Linked DNA regions of Homo sapiens: region 2 is linked to region 1. A link is a contact called in ENCODE Hi-C or POLR2A ChIA-PET data. All regions are on one chromosome and are shown on one strand. Each heading gives the region's core, a stretch centred on a gene start or an enhancer-like site at or near the end of the contact. The rest is flanking DNA. Distances are from core to core; before and after follow the strand shown. Region 1 overlaps TBC1D7-LOC100130357 (TBC1D7-LOC100130357 readthrough). Region 2 overlaps GFOD1 (Gfo/Idh/MocA-like oxidoreductase domain containing 1).

Region 1 (5,303 bases), core at 2,083-4,582:
TATTCATGAAGAGCCCACGTGGGCTAGGAGATGTGCTTGACACTGGGGGAACGAAAAAAAGAATAAGTCATTACCACTAACCTCAAAGAGGTCACATAAATCTGGGACGTAAACAGATCATTCTAAACCAATGTATTAGTCTCAATGTTTGTCTTCCCCTAAAATGTGTGTGCTGAAATCCTAGCCCCCAGGGTGATGGTATTTGGAGGTGGGGCCTTTGGAAGGTGGTGAGGTCTTGGGGTGGTTCCTCATGCATGGGATTAGGACGCTTGTAACGGGCTGAAAGAGCAGAGTTCATTCCTTCCACCAGGACACAGCAGGAAGGCACCATCTATGAACCACACAGAGGGCCCTCGCCAGACACTGAATCTGCCAGTGCCTCGGGTGTGCTAAAGGCAGCCCCTGGCTTCAAGAATCTTGCATCTTAGAGGGAAACCACATGGAACACTTAATAAAAGTTCAAGACAACCGAACAAGAGACTTCCAAACAATTATTGCTAAATGAGTGGTCCCTGAAATGTTACAGAAGCTCAGAGTTAGGAAAATGCACTTTGAGCTTGGCAGTTAACAAATTTTCAGAGAAGGCAGAGCTGAGTTAGGCCTCCAAGCATACGGTAGATTCAAACAGAGACAGTGCCTAGCCACACTCTTGCAAATGATGCTCTTGAAAATATTAAATATCCAGAGTTCCATGCTTCTAAAAGTGCTTTCACAGCCAACTCATGTGATGCTCACAAGCACGCTGGGGAGGGAGGGATGTCACAGAATCACTGTTTGATGATGGGGAAACCAAGACACAGACTGAGTGATTGGCTTGGTTTGCAAAACTAGTGAGTGGGGCAGATGCTCATGCCCCCTGCCCGGTCCAAGGCTCTTCCTGTCACCTCTTCCATTACTAAGTGAAGGGGACACAGAATCACACATCTCACAGCAATTCTACCCTTCCTCTGGAGCTTCTGGACAGACTCAGTCCACCTTCTCCCTGGTGTGGCAGCACAGGAGTTGAGAGTTTCTACTAAAGATGTCTGGAACAAAACATCTATCTGTTAAATATGTCTTCCCTGCATGCTTGTACACTCCGAGAGGGCAGATACCATGTCTTGTTCAGCAATTAAGCTCAGTACCTGGCCCATAATTAAGACTGTATTCACATATATTTTGTGATTGAATGAAAACAAATAAAAAGACAAATGAACCAAACATATCGGTCAGAGGAGGGAGAAACGGGAGGTGGGAATGCAGGCCCACTGCGGTATAGCGTGCAGCCACCTGATGTTTAGGAGTGAATCTTCCAAAGCTTCTCCTCTTTGCTGCCCCCCTCTCAAATCTTCTTAGTATTATGTCCAGAGGGCAGGCAGAAGCAGGGAAAAGAGAGATGCTAAAATGTCCAGCAAGCACCAGCTTGCTACTTATTAAGACTCTAGGAAAGGATGATGGAGAAGACCAGGAAGTGACTCTGTGATAAAGCCAGTGCTTAGCGTGAGCTCTGGCAGTCCCGAGTGCCTGCCATGTAAGTTCCTGGTAAACTGCAAAGGAAAACCTCAGTATTAGGTATGAGTTGGAGATGTGAACCTTAAGCGCTTGCTATGACATTCAATTTGGAGTTGTGCTTAGGATGAGCTTCTAGGATTCTTGTGTGTCCTTCTCTGATGACATTCTCCAACTCCCTTTGTCATTGTCCTGGAGTAAAATCAGCCCCTGGGAGGGGGCTCCCCTTATGGGGAGTTATCACCTCATCTAGAAACTGTCCACTCACTTTTTAACCTCCCCAAGGCAAGGCTGACAGAGGGACCAAAGTGGAAAGGGCGACTGGTCGGGAAAGCCATGAAAGGCCAGCACCCCCACCGTGGTCCCCCAGAAATCACTACCACCCTCTGTTCTCCACACCGCCATCCATCACCCCTCCCTCCTACTCAAACTGGTGCCAGCTCTGGAGGAACATCAGCTGATCTAGGAGCCACGGCTTGTGCCAAGAGCCACGGACAGTTTCATTTGGCACACAGTCTCAAGGAGAAACGGCTCTTTGTTTTCACCAACAGAGGAGATGCCACCAACTCCTGCTCCCCAAATTCCCACACTCCTTTCCCTCTCTGTCAAGGGCAGAGGAAAGCACCTTCTGGCCCTTCTAGACCCAAAACACCCAGCTAAAGACAAAGGCTGCTGACCTTATGTGACCCGGGCAGATTCACTGTCCACACCCCACACCCCTCACCAGGCTCCCCAAAGGCTGCCTTGGCTGGAGAACTTGGGATGTCACTCTGCTGCTTACGGTCACAGAGCTCGAGCAGGCGCTGTCACTTGGGCCATGTGAGCCAGTGACTCATTTTAGGATCTGGTCCTGGGCATCTAAGCTCTTTGCTTACCCTCCTCATCCCCACTGGCTTCCCTCCAGGTTCTTCATTTTCAGACAGAAAACACCAAAACCTTGAGTCACCATAGGGACGTGATAACCACATGACAGGAAACTTATGCAATTCAAGACAGGGCAAGTGCCTGTCATACCCAGAGCTACAGTGCAAGAAGGTCCTCGGAGCTCCTTCAGCGCATCATATGATTTCAGTGTTGCCTCATAATTTTCAGGCGAACTTTCCATTAACAAAGAAAGTGCTTCATTCTCATGAACCCTGACCTCATTTCCTGAAACAGCCTTGACACACAAGCCTGTGTACACACAATCCTCTACACAATTATACCTCGACGCAATCCATCCATTCGATTTGTCAGCAGGCCAAAGCCACACCCCCAACACACACACACTCTCCAACCTTCCTCGGCCTTCCTTTCTCCTGGCCAAGAGGACTGAGATCTTCTCTCATCTGTGTTTAAGGCAAATCTCTAGACGGGAAAGAGCAGAAACTAAATTTGATCATGTTAAATTCCAGCTTTCCAAGGGCGAGGAAGAATCTCACATTTTAGCCGCAATAGTCTGTGACAGGAACCGTGGGTTGTAATATATGAAGGAAAAATTCTGCAGTATCCTGACAAAATGTTTTGAAGAAAAGGCATATGGATGTATTTTTATCAGGAACTGCGCTCCTCACCCAAGACAGCAGGCACAAACATTTTCAAAACACTCAGCTCTCAGCAAAGTGAAATTCTGCTATGAAGCGAAACTGGATGCTCATCCTCTCCATCCACCACTTTCTCAGGATGGGCCTTAAAAAAATCATTCCGCCAATCAGTGTTTTAATAAAAACTCTCAGATTGACTAACTTCAAGAAAAAATCGCCGCCCCACACCCTACAGCCAGAAAGGTTTTACCAAACTGGGTTTGACAGAATATACTTGCAGAATATTTATTTTTAGATCTCTCAGCAGTACAGTAAGAGTCTTTCGTTTCAGATCAGCTGGCCTCCAGCCAAAGCAGCGAAGTCAGAGGAACTTCAGCCCCTAAGCCTTCCTGCTCCCTAAGAGTACCAGCGCTCCTGCCTGGCTCCGGCATAAATGGTTGGCAATAAGTCATTTTTTATTAAAATTTTAACTCTAGGCAGCAATTTTGCTTTAAAAGGTTTTTCTTTGGAGTGCATTTTTATTTTAAAAAATTAAATACTCTTGGATATGTTAGTATTCAGAAGCAGCAGATTTCAACAGCTCACACTTTCTCTGAACTTTTTTTCAACAGATATTTCACACACTAAGGAGGGCCTGAATTCTCAGAATTGTACCTCTATAAGTTCATAGCTGCCCTCGTCTTTTAGGGGGTGGGTGGAAAATCCAACTCACCACTCAGGCTCTTGCAGGTCTGAAGGCTAAACCGGTGTGAAACAAAGGGTCCCCTTTCACTCACTACTCCCAAAGCCGGGAACTATCCAGTGAAGAGTGGCCATGCCATTTACGTGGCACAAGGTGGCCCAGGGGTGATGAGCTGTTCACCTTCACCGGCCATTTCTCTCACTGCTTTAGTGCGTGGCACAGTGCACCCTAACATCCCACATTTAACACCCCATCAAGAAAAATGTGAGTGCAGCAAAATATCCAACAAGTACTTGCTCCTAGGAGCAATTCAAACACATTTTGTTCAATAATGGTTTCATTCCAACTGGCCCAAAGAGAAAAAAGAGTAAGGAATTGTTTAAAGCCTGTTTAGCAAGATGAAGCCTCAGAAGGCAGTTGGCTTGGATTTAAACACGTATTGCATCAACAAAAGCCAAATCTGAGGTGTCAACAAAAGGAAGTCACTCTTATTCTAGAAACAGACCTTGAAAGTAACTAGCTTGGTGCTAATTAGAGACAGGCAGGGCAGGCTTAGTTATGCACTGCTGGTTAACACACCCACTCACCCTGACTAAACCGCTTTAAAATCAGGGAGCTATTTTCTAACAACCCTTTTGAAATGCTATTCAGAGATGAACTTTACATTTCTATGTAACTGCAAGATGCTGCTCGCCAACACAGCAACACCAGGCATTTCAATTAAATAATTTTATTGGGGGAAAAAAACCACTTTGAGCACCAAAGCAAGAAAAGTGTATTATTCAATCAGTTTCCCAGATCACATGCCAAGAACACAATGCTCACTGTGGTGCCTGGCAGACGGTCCACAACCAGCGGGTGCGTTCAGCTTGAATGGACCGGGGTCCCACAGTGTTTGTGCCACAAGTCAATGGCCTTGCTCACGATCGCGTCTGAGCTGTCCTGGGGAATCTGTGGGCAAGCAAATCAGTCTTTGTGAAATTTCAGTGTTGACAACTTCAGTGTCTTCCCTCATTCGCTGTGGCATGAAATCCACTTCCATGGGAGTTTGCACTGTTTTTCAGAAAGTGACAGCATAAAAGACTTGCGTCACATGCTACCTGAGGACATGAAAGGGCTCCAGTGTCAGCCTGCCTGGGTTCAAATCCTGCACTGCTCACTAACTGTGCACCCCCGGGCAGGTTACCTAAGCTACCTGGGTTTCAGATCCCCATCTCTAAAATGGGGGAAATGATAGCCTGACTTCACAGAGCTGTTCACAGTAGGACATGAGGTAACCCATGGAAAATACTTAGCACAGGCTTCGCACTGCTAGCCACCTCTGGTTATAATGATGATTATTCATTTATTCAACGCATATTGACTCAGTACTTTATTATAATTTACCAGGCCATTTTTCAAATGTTAATACTATTTTAAAAATGAATAGATTTTGGATTCTGTGAAAATCATTCAGGCATAAGTCTCTTTAATCCTACTTCTTGCCTGGTAAAGGGTATTCCAAGATACATAGCGAGGGAAAAGTTAATTTCATTACCATTGCCTTTTTCAGCAATATACTAGGTTAATACTGTATATTAATAAACCCAACTGGGACTACACCAGAGACA
Region 2 (5,070 bases), core at 2,145-4,644, 150 kb after region 1:
CACGGCCCTCATCCATGACCCACAGGCCTGAGAGGAGGGAAACAGACCAGCAACACGGAGGCCCGAGCCTAGGGAGTGGCCTGGCTGTGCAACCAGGCCTGGTGAGGTCAGGGAGCCATCGCCAGCAGTTCAGTCATGATGTACGAGAGCTTGTAGAGAACACAGGCTCAGGGCCAGTCCACTCTGATCAACACAGGGTCACCTTGAGGTGTCTTGAGACTTCATCAGCAAAGCCCTCCGAGTAGCTGTCAAGCAGGTGGTGGCATGGGGGCTCTAGGGTCCATCAATTTGAAACCAGTAGCTTGGGGGAGAGGGGCGGCCAAAGGCCAAGCAGCTTGCCTTGGCCCCAGGCAAACAGGATGCACCATCATCTCAGGGGAGCAGGCGGGCAAGTCAGCAATTGCAGAAGGTGGCAAGGACCAGGGTTGGGAATGCTCACCCCAAAGACACGCTGGACACCAGGTTAAGGTCGGCAAACGAATGATCCTGTGTCAAATGCACCACGGGAGTGAGGGTTTCCACTGCATTCATGTGTGTGTTCCATGTCATGTTTTCTTTGACTAGGGCCCCACTCACCACCACAATTTTCCATCCTCATGCAAACGGGAAGCAGACACATGGGGATTTGGATTGGATTTAAAAGGCTCCAGTTCAGCTCAGCACTGTCTTAAATTCAGGAGATAAAAAGTTAGGTTTGGCGGGTAGTAGCTGTTTTCTATCACGTGGACTGGGAAGCAGAAAAAGTGAATGGTCAAAGAGAGATGCTCAGGTGGGAGGCAAAGGAAGAAAACTCCTGGGTTCCCTGTGTCCCTGATTCTGATCCTTCCTGAGGCTAAGCCACGGCTCTGTCTGGGGCTCCATGAGATCCAATCAAATGCAATGCCTGACCCGAGACTGGATCATATTGAGAGGGGGAGGATGCTGTAGTGGGTCAACTGGAGACACTGGCATATGGACGGTGAATTGGATAAAAGCATTGCATCGATATTAAAAATACTAAAGTTGATCATTCTCCTGTGGTTATGTAAGAAAACATGCCAGTTCTTAGGAACCACACACTTGAAGTATTTCAGACTAATGGATGGACTAATGGCATCCATCCTGGCTGTTATAACAAAACACCATAAACTGGGTGGTTTATGAACAACAGGCAGTTGTAGCTCACAGTTCTGGAGTTGGGAAGTCTAAGATCAAGGTGCCCGCAGATTCGGCATCTGGTGAGGGCTCGCTCCCTTCCTGTTTACAGGGGGCGCCTTCTCGCTGTGTCCTCACAGCAACATATAAATTTTGCAAGGATACAAACTTTCCAACCAGAGCACCCCATATCCTAATCATACCTTGCCCACCTTGCCCTCTTTTTGTCTACTCCTCAAGCAGGCTTCTGTGACTTGTAAGCAAAGCAGGCCTAACATTTACCATTAGGATCGGCTGAGCCAAGCAGGCAGACTTAGCTTCTTCACTCTGTATGACAAATAAAGCTTGTGGAAGTGTTCCAGATGAAAGGAGACTAAAGACAAGATCGCACTGCTCCCAAGCTTTGGGACTGGAGCACACCGTCTGACTCCTCTGAAGCTCAGTGTTCCTTGGCTGTAAAATATCTAGTTAGACAGTCCCACCATCCCTTTTCCAGGGATTCTGGGCCAGATGTGAAAGGGAATCTGGTGACGCATTTACTGGATGTTACGTACCATCCCTGGTGTTTTTCAGCAAACTTTGTGAACATTCACATGCCGGGAAAGAAGATAAAACTATTGCCTCACATCAGTTCAGCTCAGGTTTTATAAGCAATTGAGTTTGCACCAAACCTATCAAAGAAAGAATTCAATTTTCAAAGGTTCATTTCGTTTTGTTTTTCAAATTCAGAATTGAAGATAAGGAACTGTGTTTATCTCCTTGGGTTCTTTTGAAATTTCCATCCTGCTTCCAGGTCGATCCAGGTGCAGCATTTTGAAGAACGCCTGTTACCTTCTATTATTGCATCACTTTATGTCTCTGTCTCTCACTGGGCTGCAAGCTCTTTAAAACCCAGAGCTATTATCACAGTCATTTTTGTATGCACCTCACTACCTAGCAAAGTGTTTCATGTACAGCGAGGCTTGAATAAATGTTTATCAAATGAATAAATGCGGTTTCAAAGATAATTTCTTTTCAGTATTCAAAACACAATGCATAGTTGCAGATTTCCTAGAGTGAGCAATTATTGAGTCATTTGAAGATACATAAATCTAAAAATTCAGGTGGCAATGTCCTTATTCCTTTCAATTCACCCTTTTTAAAGCATCCTCAATAAAACTATATTCCCATAACTTTAAACAAGCAAGTCAAATAGAGGTAGTAGCAGAAGTGACAGAAGCAACTTAGATTTAGTGAAAGCTACAATATGCGAAGTATTCTTTAAAGAACTTTATGTGTATTAAATTATAACCTGTCAACCATATTTTAAAATTTGTTCATTTTACTGATATGGAAACAAGACAGGCAAGTTGCCTAAAGACACACAGCTAGTAAGTGGCAGCTGTCAATCCCAGGCCATCAGCCTCCATAACCTATGATCACATGACCTCTCACATAAGGGGAACACAAAACCCCCTTTTGCTTTCATTATGGGTTGAATTGTGTCTCCCCAAAAGATGTCACAGTCCTCACTTCCAGTACCTGTGAATGTGACCTTATTTGGAAACAGAGTTGTGGCAGATGTAATTAGTCAGGATGAAGTCATGAGGGTTGGCCCTAATCCAATATGACTGGTGCCACCTATATAAAGGAAAAATTCAGACACAGGCATGCACACAGGCAGAACCCCACTGAACATGAAAGCAGAGACGAGGTGATGCATCCTCAGGCCAAGGAGCATCAGAGACTGCCGGCAGGCCAGCAGAAGCCAGGACAGGGCTGGAACAGACTCCCTCACAGCCCTCAGAAGGAACCAGCCCTGCCCACACCTTGATACCTCCAGCTTCCAGCCTCCAGAACTGAAAAAAATTAATTTCTGTTGTTTAAGCCACCCAGCTGATGGTACTTTGTTACGGCAACTCCCGGAAACTAATATAAGCCCATCAAACTGCTAAAAGACATTAGCTAGAATCAGCAATGCCAATACATAATCCTGCAGAAGGCATGTGCATAACATAATAATTGCACCTTTGTTGGACTGAAGAGCTAAAGATACAGGACATTAATGCGGCTTCCAACTCACTGGCATGCCCCCAAGTCCTACTTCCTGGCCTTTCAGTAGCTATGTCTTAAAAAAAGAAAAAAGGAAACTAGAAACCCAAAAAACCAAGTGAAGACACATTTCCATGCTACCCGCCAGCTCCTCAGAATGAGCAATGCCACCACTCCCGTCCAGGAGCACACATGTTCCCACACTCACACATCAGCCACAAAGCAGACACTTCCCACTCTCTGCCCCGCAACCCACTGATGATATTCTCCACCCTCCCACAGACAGTGCATGAGTCACAGACAGCAGGTGGCAGCTGGGGACCACTGTCAATGCTTCCCAGTCCTTCTGTGGGCTGCAAGAGGGGGAGAGAGGTGGCCCCACAAATGGACACCAGAGCAAGAGTTTCGTAGAGGGAGGGGAGGAATCTTCAGACCCCAGGATATTAGCATCACCTCCTGGCTGTCACTCACAGCAAATTTCTGGTTGTCTTGATATCAAAAACCTGAAAGACACTGTAAAGGCATTTGGATGAGATTTTCCACCATCTGATGCAGTTGCTTCCGCTAGAGTTTAGGGTTTCGTCATCTGAGGTCTGCTGATCTAAATCTCTCTGCACGTGTGCCTGACACACCAGGGCTCTACACACAAACACACACACCCACACACGCACACACACTGGCTCTTGTCCCTGTAAGAACATAGCCTCCTGAAACAGCCCCAAAGCCTGGCAGTGAGCAATACACCCAGAGAGGTGCGGGGTGGGTCAGGTTTCTGACCCAACCCGAACTGAGTTTTGTGCTTGGGGTTAGCTCTTTTAGAAGTCCCTATCACTAAATCACCTTGGTAATTCCAGATGCCCATCAGGGATTTTGTTTCCTGAGAGTGAAGCCAACTCTGGACTCACAGAAACTGTGGGGAATGGTCCCCAGCCGGGTGGCTACCACGAATGGGAAAGCCACCTTGTCATTGGTTTGAATTGAATTATAAAAACACCTGGGATGCGAACACAGGTTATTCTAAAGAGAAAATCCTATGATATTCACCAAGGGTTGACAGTTTGACAGAGGGATGCCTAAAACTGCAGGCAAAGGAGTAAACATTAAGCCAAAACGGTAGCCCACCAGACGCCCTGCTACTGCCTGTCAGCAGCACCCCACATGGGCCAACTTTCTGTGTGAAACAAGGAAGCCCATTCAGAAGAGAAATAAATGTTTCAGCCAAATTAAGCACAGACACCCACACAAAGAGCTCTATTAGATCATGACAGGCACAGAAGGTCACCTTGCCCCATGACTTGCCTGCACTTAGGCACTGGAACACCCACCTACTGGAACTCTGCTAACAGGGAGGGGGACTCATTACCCGGAGCATCCTCAACTCCCAGTCGGTCACAGTTTAACACTGGCCTCGTCAGCCCTCTTGGTACAGCATTGTCCAATAGACAGGATGGGAGTTTACTAGAGGCATACCTCTGTCTTGACTGCTGTTTATTCAGACAAGATTGCGGGGCATGATTTTGCTACAGCAGGCCTGACAGGCTGGGGGCTCTCTCCTCATTTGGCTAAGTTCCATCATCCCAAGAAGGACATGGGTCTCAGAGGTGGGTTTTAAAGTGCAACAGCCCTACCTTGAAGCAAGATCTCAGAGGGTTGAAGGGAAATGAGGCTTCTAAGAGACTCCTTTAGCTTTTTAAAGTTTTTATCTTTTATTTTTTGAGACAGGGTCTGGCTCTGTCACCCTCTCTCATGCCAGGCTGGAGTGCAATGGCATGATCTTGGCTTACTGCAGTGTCCACCTCCTGGGCTCAAGTGATCTTCCCATCTCAGCCTCCTGAGTAGCTGGGACTACAGGCATCCACCACCACGCCCGGCTGACTTTTGTATTTTTTGCAGAGACGGGGTTTT

The links. Hi-C counts contacts between places; a loop is a spot of excess contacts on that map. ChIA-PET counts read pairs that join two places held with the same protein, here RNA polymerase II (POLR2A). Pooled maps may share reads with other maps.
Region 2: a loop to region 1 is called in a pooled map, with 8 times the contacts of the local background. The contact joins two enhancer-like sites. A Hi-C loop is called at or near these places in 2 of 37 single-sample maps with no recorded cell type and 9 of 50 pooled maps. POLR2A ChIA-PET finds 5 or more read pairs at or near these places in 2 of 52 experiments (activated CD4-positive, alpha-beta T cell and activated T-cell).

The regions. Positions count from the first base shown.
Region 1 is chr6:13,300,544-13,305,846 of GRCh38, forward strand. It overlaps TBC1D7-LOC100130357 (TBC1D7-LOC100130357 readthrough), which reads right to left. Exons shown (of 9, transcript NM_001318809.2): 8 at 4,519-4,644. The coding sequence ends at 4,558. TBC1D7 (TBC1 domain family member 7) reads right to left here. Exons shown (of 8, transcript NM_016495.6): 8 at 4,408-4,644. The coding sequence ends at 4,558. Among named protein-coding and RNA genes, the nearest start is that of TBC1D7, 25 kb to the right of the region's middle. RefSeq lists an enhancer at 2,558-2,607. Within about 2 kb of position 3,333, at least 33 of the 41 ENCODE cell types and tissues checked have a DNase peak (open chromatin) inside an H3K27ac peak, as active enhancers do.
Region 2 is chr6:13,451,302-13,456,371 of GRCh38, forward strand. All of the region lies in intron 1 of GFOD1 (Gfo/Idh/MocA-like oxidoreductase domain containing 1), which reads right to left. Among named protein-coding and RNA genes, the nearest start is that of GFOD1-AS1, 32 kb to the right of the region's middle. Within about 2 kb of position 3,395, at least 23 of the 41 ENCODE cell types and tissues checked have a DNase peak (open chromatin) inside an H3K27ac peak, as active enhancers do.